Regions from separate parts of the Homo sapiens genome. Here region 2 is linked to region 1. Evidence: chromatin contacts called from ENCODE Hi-C or POLR2A ChIA-PET data. All regions are on one chromosome and are shown on one strand. Each heading gives the region's core, a stretch centred on a gene start or an enhancer-like site at or near the end of the contact. The rest is flanking DNA. Distances are from core to core; before and after follow the strand shown.

What was found. A loop is a pair of places that touch in the nucleus more often than their neighbours do. ChIA-PET counts read pairs that join two places held with the same protein, here RNA polymerase II (POLR2A). Pooled maps may share reads with other maps.
Region 2: a loop to region 1 is called in a pooled map, with 2.4 times the contacts of the local background. The contact joins two enhancer-like sites. A Hi-C loop is called at or near these places in 2 of 50 pooled maps. POLR2A ChIA-PET finds 5 or more read pairs at or near these places in 5 of 52 experiments (GM12878, H1, HepG2 and 2 more).

What each region holds. Positions count from the first base shown.
Region 1 is chr16:11,612,486-11,615,303 of GRCh38, reverse strand. It overlaps a transcript of LITAF not described here. Among named protein-coding and RNA genes, the nearest start is that of LITAF, 27 kb to the right of the region's middle. RefSeq lists a silencer at 121-294 and enhancers at 1-365, 366-973, 1,109-1,318, 1,217-1,511, 1,479-1,528. Within about 2 kb of position 1,568, at least 21 of the 41 ENCODE cell types and tissues checked have a DNase peak (open chromatin) inside an H3K27ac peak, as active enhancers do.
Region 2 is chr16:11,807,642-11,812,872 of GRCh38, reverse strand. No RefSeq gene overlaps it. Among named protein-coding and RNA genes, the nearest start is that of ZC3H7A, 13 kb to the right of the region's middle. Within about 2 kb of position 2,817, at least 8 of the 41 ENCODE cell types and tissues checked have a DNase peak (open chromatin) inside an H3K27ac peak, as active enhancers do.

The DNA of each region.
Region 1 (2,818 bases), core at 319-2,818:
CAGCCTCCCAAGGTGCTGGGATTACAGGCGTGAGCCACCGCACCCAAGGTCTTTACTTTTCCTCTGAGTTGTTGCCCATGCCATTTACACCCCAGGGTAGATGGGGCTCTGGGTGTCGCTTTTCTTCCTGGGATCTCTGTTCTTTCCTCAGCCACTGTCCCCTGGGACTTTCCTGCCTCGTTTTCTCCTAGAGCCCCAGCTTGGTCTCTCCTTCCTTCCTTTGTTCATTCATTCATTCTCCCAGTGTGTACCGACTGGTCATCCACCCCGTGCCAGCTGCTGGGCTGGGTGCTGGAGAAGCAGCTGTGAGTGAGGCACTCAGACCCGGCCCCATCTGACAGCGGGCCACAGGGTCCTGGAAGCCATGCATTCGCTGTCATGACAATCACTGAACTGACTCCCTGCCGTTAGAACTGCCTGCCGTCTAGAACAGAGCTGGTCCAGCTGCAGGGTAATGCATGCCACTGGGCAAGTTTAAATTTTCTAGTAGGCATATCAGAGGAAGTAAGAAGATATTTGTAACAGCTGAAAGGTGAAAACAGTCCGGGCACACTGATTCATACTTGTGATTCCAGCACTCTGGAAGGCCAAGATGGGAGGATCTCGAGCCCTGGAGGTGGAGGTTGCAGTGAGCTGAAGTTGTGCCATTGCATTCCAGTCTGGGTGACAGAGTAAGACCCCATCTTAAAAAAAAACCAGAAAAAGCCTGGGCACAGTGGCTCATGCCTGTAATCCCAGCACTTTGGGAGGCCAAGGCAGGCAGGTCACTTGAGGTCAGGAGTTCGAGACCAGCCTGGCCAACATGGTGAAACCCCATCTCTACTAAAAATACAAAAATTAGCCGGGCCTGGTGGTGTGTGCCTATAATCCCAGCTACTTGGGAGGCTGAGGCAGGAAAATTGCTTGAACCTGGGAGGTGGAGGTTGCAGTGAGCCAAGATTGTGCCACTGCACTCCAGCCTGGGTGACAGAGTGAGACTCTGTCTCAAGAAAAAAAAAAAAAAAAGAAAAGAAAAAGAAAGAAGAGGAAAGAAGAAGGAGAAGGAGAAGGAGAAGGCCTCCAGAAGGACCAGCCCGCTGACATCTTGATTTCAGACTTCTAGCCTCCAGAACTGTGACAATCAGTTTCTGTTGTTTTAAGCCACCTAGTTTGTGGTCATTTGTCACAGCATCCGTAGGAGGGAGAAAGGAGAGTGAGAGAGACTAGGACATCCTTCTGAGCCTGCACAAGCCTCAGCTGCCCCGTCTGTACAATGGGCACAACGGCTCCACTGTTGACTGGTGTTGCTGGGAATGAATGAGTCATGTGCAAGTGTCCAAATCTCAGGACCTGCCAGGAAGCAGAGGGACCCCACAGAACACAGGCGTTGATCTCAACTGTCAGTTCCGTTTTAGAGATAAGGAAATAAACATTCAGCGAGAGAAGTGGCCCGCCCGGTCATCTGACAACATGTGGCAGGGTGAGGCCGGCTCTCGGAGTACAGATCCTCATTTCTGAGATGTCCTTTCTGTCTGGGCTTTGCCCCAGCCACCTCTGTGCCCTCGGTTCCACCAGTGTGAACTGCCTAGCCGGCACACGCCACACCCTCCGTCCGGCTGTGCTCCCTGTAAGGACACCTTTCCTGCTCCTCTCCCACCTAACTCTGGCTTAGCCTTCAACAAGAGCCACTTCCTCCTGGAAGCCTTCCCTGACTGCCCTCACCCTCTGGGAGCTTTCATAGGAGCCCAGTTTGAATCAGCAGGGGCCCCACCCTCCAGGAGTTGTCCGTTCTAGGGAAGATTGTGAATCACCGATGTCTTCGAGGTGGGGCAGGTCTAAACAGGCGGAACAACACACTCTGGCACCTCAGACCCAGCTGTGTCTGAATTGCCCAGATGGTCAGGAGAAGGCAGCCCTGGGACCTGGCAGCTGGCTGCATTGCTTATTCCCCCAGGTGACCCAGGAGGTCTGGTCTCTCTGTCAATGCGAGTGTCCCGTCTCTCTCCATCCCATGGGGATCCAGAAGTGGAAACAAAAACTAGAGTGATCTTGAGGTCAGGCGTTCGAGACCAGCCTGGTCAACATGGTGAAACCCCATCTCTACTAAAAATACAAAAACTAGCCAGGCGTGGTGGTAGGTGCCTGTAGTCCCAGCTACTCGGGAGGATGAGGCAGGAGAATCGCTTGAACCCAGGAGATGGAGGTTACAGTGAGTCGACATTGTACCACTGCACTCCAGCCTGGGCAACAGAGCGAAACTCCATCTAAAACAAACCCCAAAAAACAAATAAAAAAAAATCCAAAGAAAAACCTAGAGTGAAGCACCTGAATGGCTGGCCTTGCCCATCAAGAGGCACCCAGGCCATCGGCTGTGCCCCAAGATGACAGCTTTTGCAGGGTTGGGAGGTCAAGATTCTAGGGGGACACAGGGTTCCCACAAGTCTTCAGGAGCCATGGGAGTCCCTGAGATGGTGCCCAAGAGCTTCTGGTGTAACCAAGCTTGGTTCCACAGTGAAATCATTCCCCAAGAGGGCGGACTCATCCTCCAAACATCTCTTTTCAGTCTGTCCTCGTCCCTCCGCCCTTCTCAAGGACGTGGACAAACAGAGATGTCAGGGGAGAATGGGGTGGGGAAGTGGGTGGCCAGTTCTGGGCTGGGAGTGGGGTGGGAAGGTCTGCTGTCTCTGCGAGGGCTCCTGCCTGGGCCTTGTTAACTTTCCATCCAGGTTCTCTGTGCACGTGAGCGTCCTGAGCTGGGCCGGCCCTGGCCGCCCGCTGGCCGCATGCAGTGCAGTTTGCTCTAACCGCAGGTGACCCACACGAGGTCAGACAGCCGTTC
Region 2 (5,231 bases), core at 1,568-4,067, 200 kb before region 1:
TTTTTTAATAGAGGCGGGGTTTCACCGTGTTAGCCAGGATGGTCTCAATCTCCTGACCTCGTGATCCACCAGTCTCAGCCTCCCAAACTGCTGGGATTACAGGTGTGAGCCACTGCACCTGGCCGCAGGAATAGGGTTTAAAGGTGGCAAATTAGACATTCTCTAGAGGAACGTCACTTCTCAAAGTGTGGCTCCTGGAGCAGCAGCACTGGCAGGGCCTAACAATTTGTAAGAAGTGCAAAACCTCAGGCCTCACCCTAAACCTACCAAATTAGATTCTTCTTCTTTTATATTTTTGAGGTGGAGTCGCACTCTGTTACCCAGGCCAGAGTGCAGTGCGGTGATTTTGGCTCAATGCAACCTCTGCCTCCTAGGTTCAAGTGATTCTCCTGCCTCAGCCTCCCAAGTAGCTGGGATTACAGGTGTGGGCCACCACGCCCGGCTAACTTCTGTATTTTTAGTAGATACGGGGTTTTATCATGATGGCCAGGCTGGTCTCGAACTCCTGACCTCAGGTGATCCACCTGCCTTGGCGTAATCCCAGTGCAGGGATTACAGGTGTGAGCCACCATGACCAGCCAGATTCTTCACCTTTTTGGTGTGTGTGTGTATGTGTGTGTGTGAGATGGTGTCTTGCTCTTGTCGCCCAGGCTGGAGCACAATGGCACAATCTCGGCTCACTACAACCTCTGCCTCCCAGGTTCAAGCACTTCTCCTGCCTCAGCCTCCCAAGTAGCTGGGATTACAGGCGCCAGCCACCACGCCCGGCTGATTTTTATATTTTTAGTAGAGATGGGGTTTCACCATGTTGGCCAGGCTGGTCTCGAACTCCTGACGTCAGGTGATCTGTCTGCCTCGGCCTCCCAAAGTACTGGGATTACAGGCATGAGCCACTGCACCCAGCCCTGAATTTGATTCTTCTTCTTTTTTTTTTTTTGAGACGGAGTCTCACTCTGTTGCCCAGGCTGGAGTGCAGTGACGTGATCTCCGCTCACTGCAAACTCCGCCTCCCGGGTTCACGCTGTTCTCCTGCCTCAGCCTCCCGACTAGCTGGGACAACAGGCACCCACCACCACACCCGGCTAATTTTTTGTATTTTTTAGTAGAGATGGGGTTTCACCCTGTTAGCTAGGATGGTCTTGATCTCCTGACCTCGTGATCCACCCGCCTTGGCCTCCCAAAGTGCTGGGATTACAGGAGTGAGCCACTGCGCCTGGCCACCACATGGACATCTTTGAGGATCATCTTTCAATACCCCTTAGTCTCTGTGTTGTAGAACAGCAGCTATCAAGGAGCATTGTTCTTTTTTTTTTTTTTTTTTTTTTTTTTTTTTGATCCAGAGTCTGGCTGTGTTGCCCAGGCTGGAGTGCAGTGGCCAATCTCAGCTCACTGCAACCTCTGCCTCCTGGGTTCAAGTGATTCTCCTCCCTCAGCCTCCCGTGTAGCTGAGGTTACAGGTGCATGCCACTACACCTGGGTAATTTTTGTATTTTTGGTAGAGATGGGGTTACACCGTGTTGGCCAGGTTGGTCTCGAACTCCTGGCCTCAAGTGATCTGCCCACCCTGGCCTCCCAAAGTGCTGGGATTACAGGTGTGAGCCACCGTGCCTGGCCTTAACATAACTGTTTACAACAAAACTGTATAACCTGCCCGTCCTGCCTGGATGATTGATTCAGGATGCTTATGTTGATGCAGGAGAATGGGGTCTGGAGGCAGGGAACCTAAAAACTTCCTAGAACTAGGCCGAGTGCAGTGGCTCACACCTGTAATCCCAGCACGTTGGGATGCCGGGGCCGGTGGATCACCTGAGATCAGGAGTTCGAGGCCACCCTGGCCAACATGGTGAAATTCTATCTCTATTAAAAATAGAAAAATTAGCTTGGTGTGGTGGTGAGCACCTGTAATCCCAGCTACTTGGGAGGCTGAGGCAGGAAAATCGCTTGAACCTGGGAGGCAGAGGTTGCAGTGAGCCAAGATCCTACCACTGCACTACAGCCTGGGCAACAAAGTGAGACTCTGTTTTAATAAATAAACAAACAAACATACATACTTCCTAGAACTCAATAAAAGGGAAAAACCCCAATTAACTGTCTTTTTTTTTTTCTAGATGGAGTTCAGTGGCCTGATCTTGGCTCACTGCAACTTCCGCCTCCCGGGTTCAAGCAATTCTCCTGCCTCAGCCTCCCAAGTAGCTGGGATTACAGGCACCCCCCACCATGCTAGGCTAATTTTTGTATTTTTAGTAGAGACGGAGTTTCACTATGTTGGCCAAAGGTCCGCCCACCTCCGCCTCCGAAAGTGTTTGGATTACAGGCATGAGCCCTCCCCGCTCTCCCACCTCCAGGCCAAAACCCCAACTTTCTATGCCCAACTAAATAACTTTGTAACTTCACTTCAGCTATGGCAGGAAACATCCTCTTCATTTCCATGGGGTGTATGCCAAGTAAATAACTTTGTAACTTCACTTACCCTCTTCATTTACATAGGGCATACCAATGGGAAACCTCTGAAGGGTATTTAAACCCCAGAAAATTCTGTAACCAGCATTGTTGAGTCACTTCCTCTAACCTGCTCCCTACTCTGTGGAGTGTACTTTCGTTTCAATAAATCTGTGCTTTTCTTTCATTGCTTTGTGCGTTTCGTCCAATTCTTTTTTCAAAACGTCAAGAACCTGGACACCCTCCACCCGTAACAGTGTGACACAGTTCTGGCCAGAGTCAGGTCCAGGTTTTACGGAAGTATTTGTAAGAGCAAGGCTTTGTGGGAGTTGCTGAGAAAAGACCACCTAAGCCTGGAACTGCTGGCAGTTACGTTGCCGCAAGGGGTGAGTCTGCCTGAGAATGGAAAGCAGAACTGACAGAAGGAGAGAGAGTGCCTGAGTTTCTGATGATACTGACACGAACCTTACCTGGACAATTAAGTTCTATGAGCTCATAAATTTCCTTTCTTCCCCTTAGCCTTGTTTAATTAGGGTTCACTACTTAACAGTCTCTTACAACTAAAAAATTCTTTTTTTTTTTTTTTTTCAGATGGAGTCTCGCTCTGTTGCCCAGGCTGGAGTACAGTGGTACAATCTCAGCTCACCGCCAACCTCTGCTTTCCGGGTTCCACTGATTCTCCTACCTCAGCCTCCCTGGTAGCTGGGATTACAGGCGCCCACCACCAAGCCTGGCTAATTTTTTGTATTTTTAGTAGAGACAGTGTTTCACCATGTCAGCTAGGCTGGTCTTGAACTCCTGACCTCAGATGATCCACCTGCCTTGGCCTCCCAAAGTGCTGGGATTACAGGCGTGAGCCACCGCACCCAGCCAAAAAATTCTTGACATATGCACTCATAACACCTTGAAAGAAAATACCAGTGAAGTGCTTGAAAGGGAACTGGTCCCCAAAGGGTATTTGAATCACTAAGACTTGGGCAAGATTTGACTGCTTAGATTTGATATATGATATTCTAGTTCTAGGCCCGGGCGCAGTGGCTCACGCCTGTAATCCCAGCACTTTGGGAGGCCGAGACAGGCGGATCACGAGGTCAGATCGAGACCATCCTGGCTAACACAGTGAAACCCCATCTCTACTAAAAATACAAAACATTATCCGGGTGTGGTGGCGGGTACCTGTAGTCCCAGCTACTCGGGAGGCTGAGGCAGGAGAATGGCGTGAACCCAGGAGGCGGAGCTTGCAGTGAGCTGAGATCATGCCACTGCATTCCAGCGTGGGTGACAGAGCGAAACTCCGTCTCAAAAAAACAAAAAAAACACCAAAACTAGTTCGAATCTGGTTAGAACAACTTTATTGCTGGATTTTGACATCCTAGCAAAAAAGGTGCCAAACCATTGTCATACGTTTTGTGGATACATTTGCATATTTTATTATTATCTTTTTTTGAGACAGTGTCTTGCTCTGTTGCCCAAGCTGGGATGCAGTGGCACGATCTCAGCTCACTGCAACCTCTGCCTCCCGGGTTCAAGTGATTCTCCTGCCTCAGCCTCCTGAGTAGCTGGGATTACAGGCGCACGCCACCACGCCTGACTAATTTTTGTATTTTTAGTAGAGACGGGGTTTCACCACGTTGGTCAGGCTGGTCTCGAACTCCTGACCTTGTGATCTGCCCGCCTTGGCCTCCCAGTGTTAGGATTACAGGCGTGAACCACCACACCTGGCCAAATTAGCAGATTTTAAATCCTTTCGCTGATCCAAGCTGGGAAAAAAGACTTCACTGATACTGCAGAAGAGGTGGAAGAAACTAACATTTGAACTGAGAAGCACTAAGAAAGCCACCCTGAACCCAAAAGTACTGAAAACCTAGTTAGATATATTTTTGGGAAAAAAAAAAAAAGGAGATCTAAGTGCATCCTATAATAAATTTATATGAAATATGTATATGAACATTTTGTATTTTTTCTTCCAAAAGGGAATGCACGTGCACAAACACACACACATGCATGCTGAGATATTTAGTTCTCTGCACGTATACACTTTTTTTTTTTTTTGAGACGGAGTCTTGCTCTGTTGTCCAGGCTGGAGTATAGTGGGACGATCTCGGCTCACTGCAAGCTCCACCTCCCAGGTTCACGCCATTCTCCTGCCTCAGCCTCCCGAGTAGCTGGGACTACAGGCGCCCGCCACCACGCCCGGCTAATTTTTTGTATTTGTAGTAGAGACGGGGTTTCACCGTGTTAGCCAGGATGGTCTTGATCTCCTGACCTCGTGATCCGCACGCCTCGGCCTCCCAAAGTGCTGGGGTTACAGGTGTGAGCCACTGCGCCTGGCCTGCACGTATACACTTATAGTGGTGAGTGCTTACAGAAATATCTTTCGTTTTTGTTTTTGAGACAGAGTCTCGCTCTTGTCACCCAGGCTCGAGTGCAATGGCGCCATCTCAGCTCACTGTGACCTTTGCCTCCCGGGTTCAAGTGATTCTCCTGCCTCAACCTCCGAAGTAGCTGGTATTACAGGCGTCCACCACCACACCCAGCTAATGTTTTTGTATTTTTAGTAGAGAAGTGGTTTCACCATGTTGGCCAGGCTGGTATCTAACTCCTGACCTCAGGTGATCTGCCCGCCTCAGCCTCCCAAAGTGCTGGGATGACAGGCATGAGCCACCATGCCCAGCCAGAAATACCTTTTGTAATGAAGGCACATACCTTAAATATTACACTTGAAGGATGAATGATGTTAGGAAGCAGAGGTGGCTCAGTTCTTGTTTTTGTTTGCATGTCCTTCCAATTAA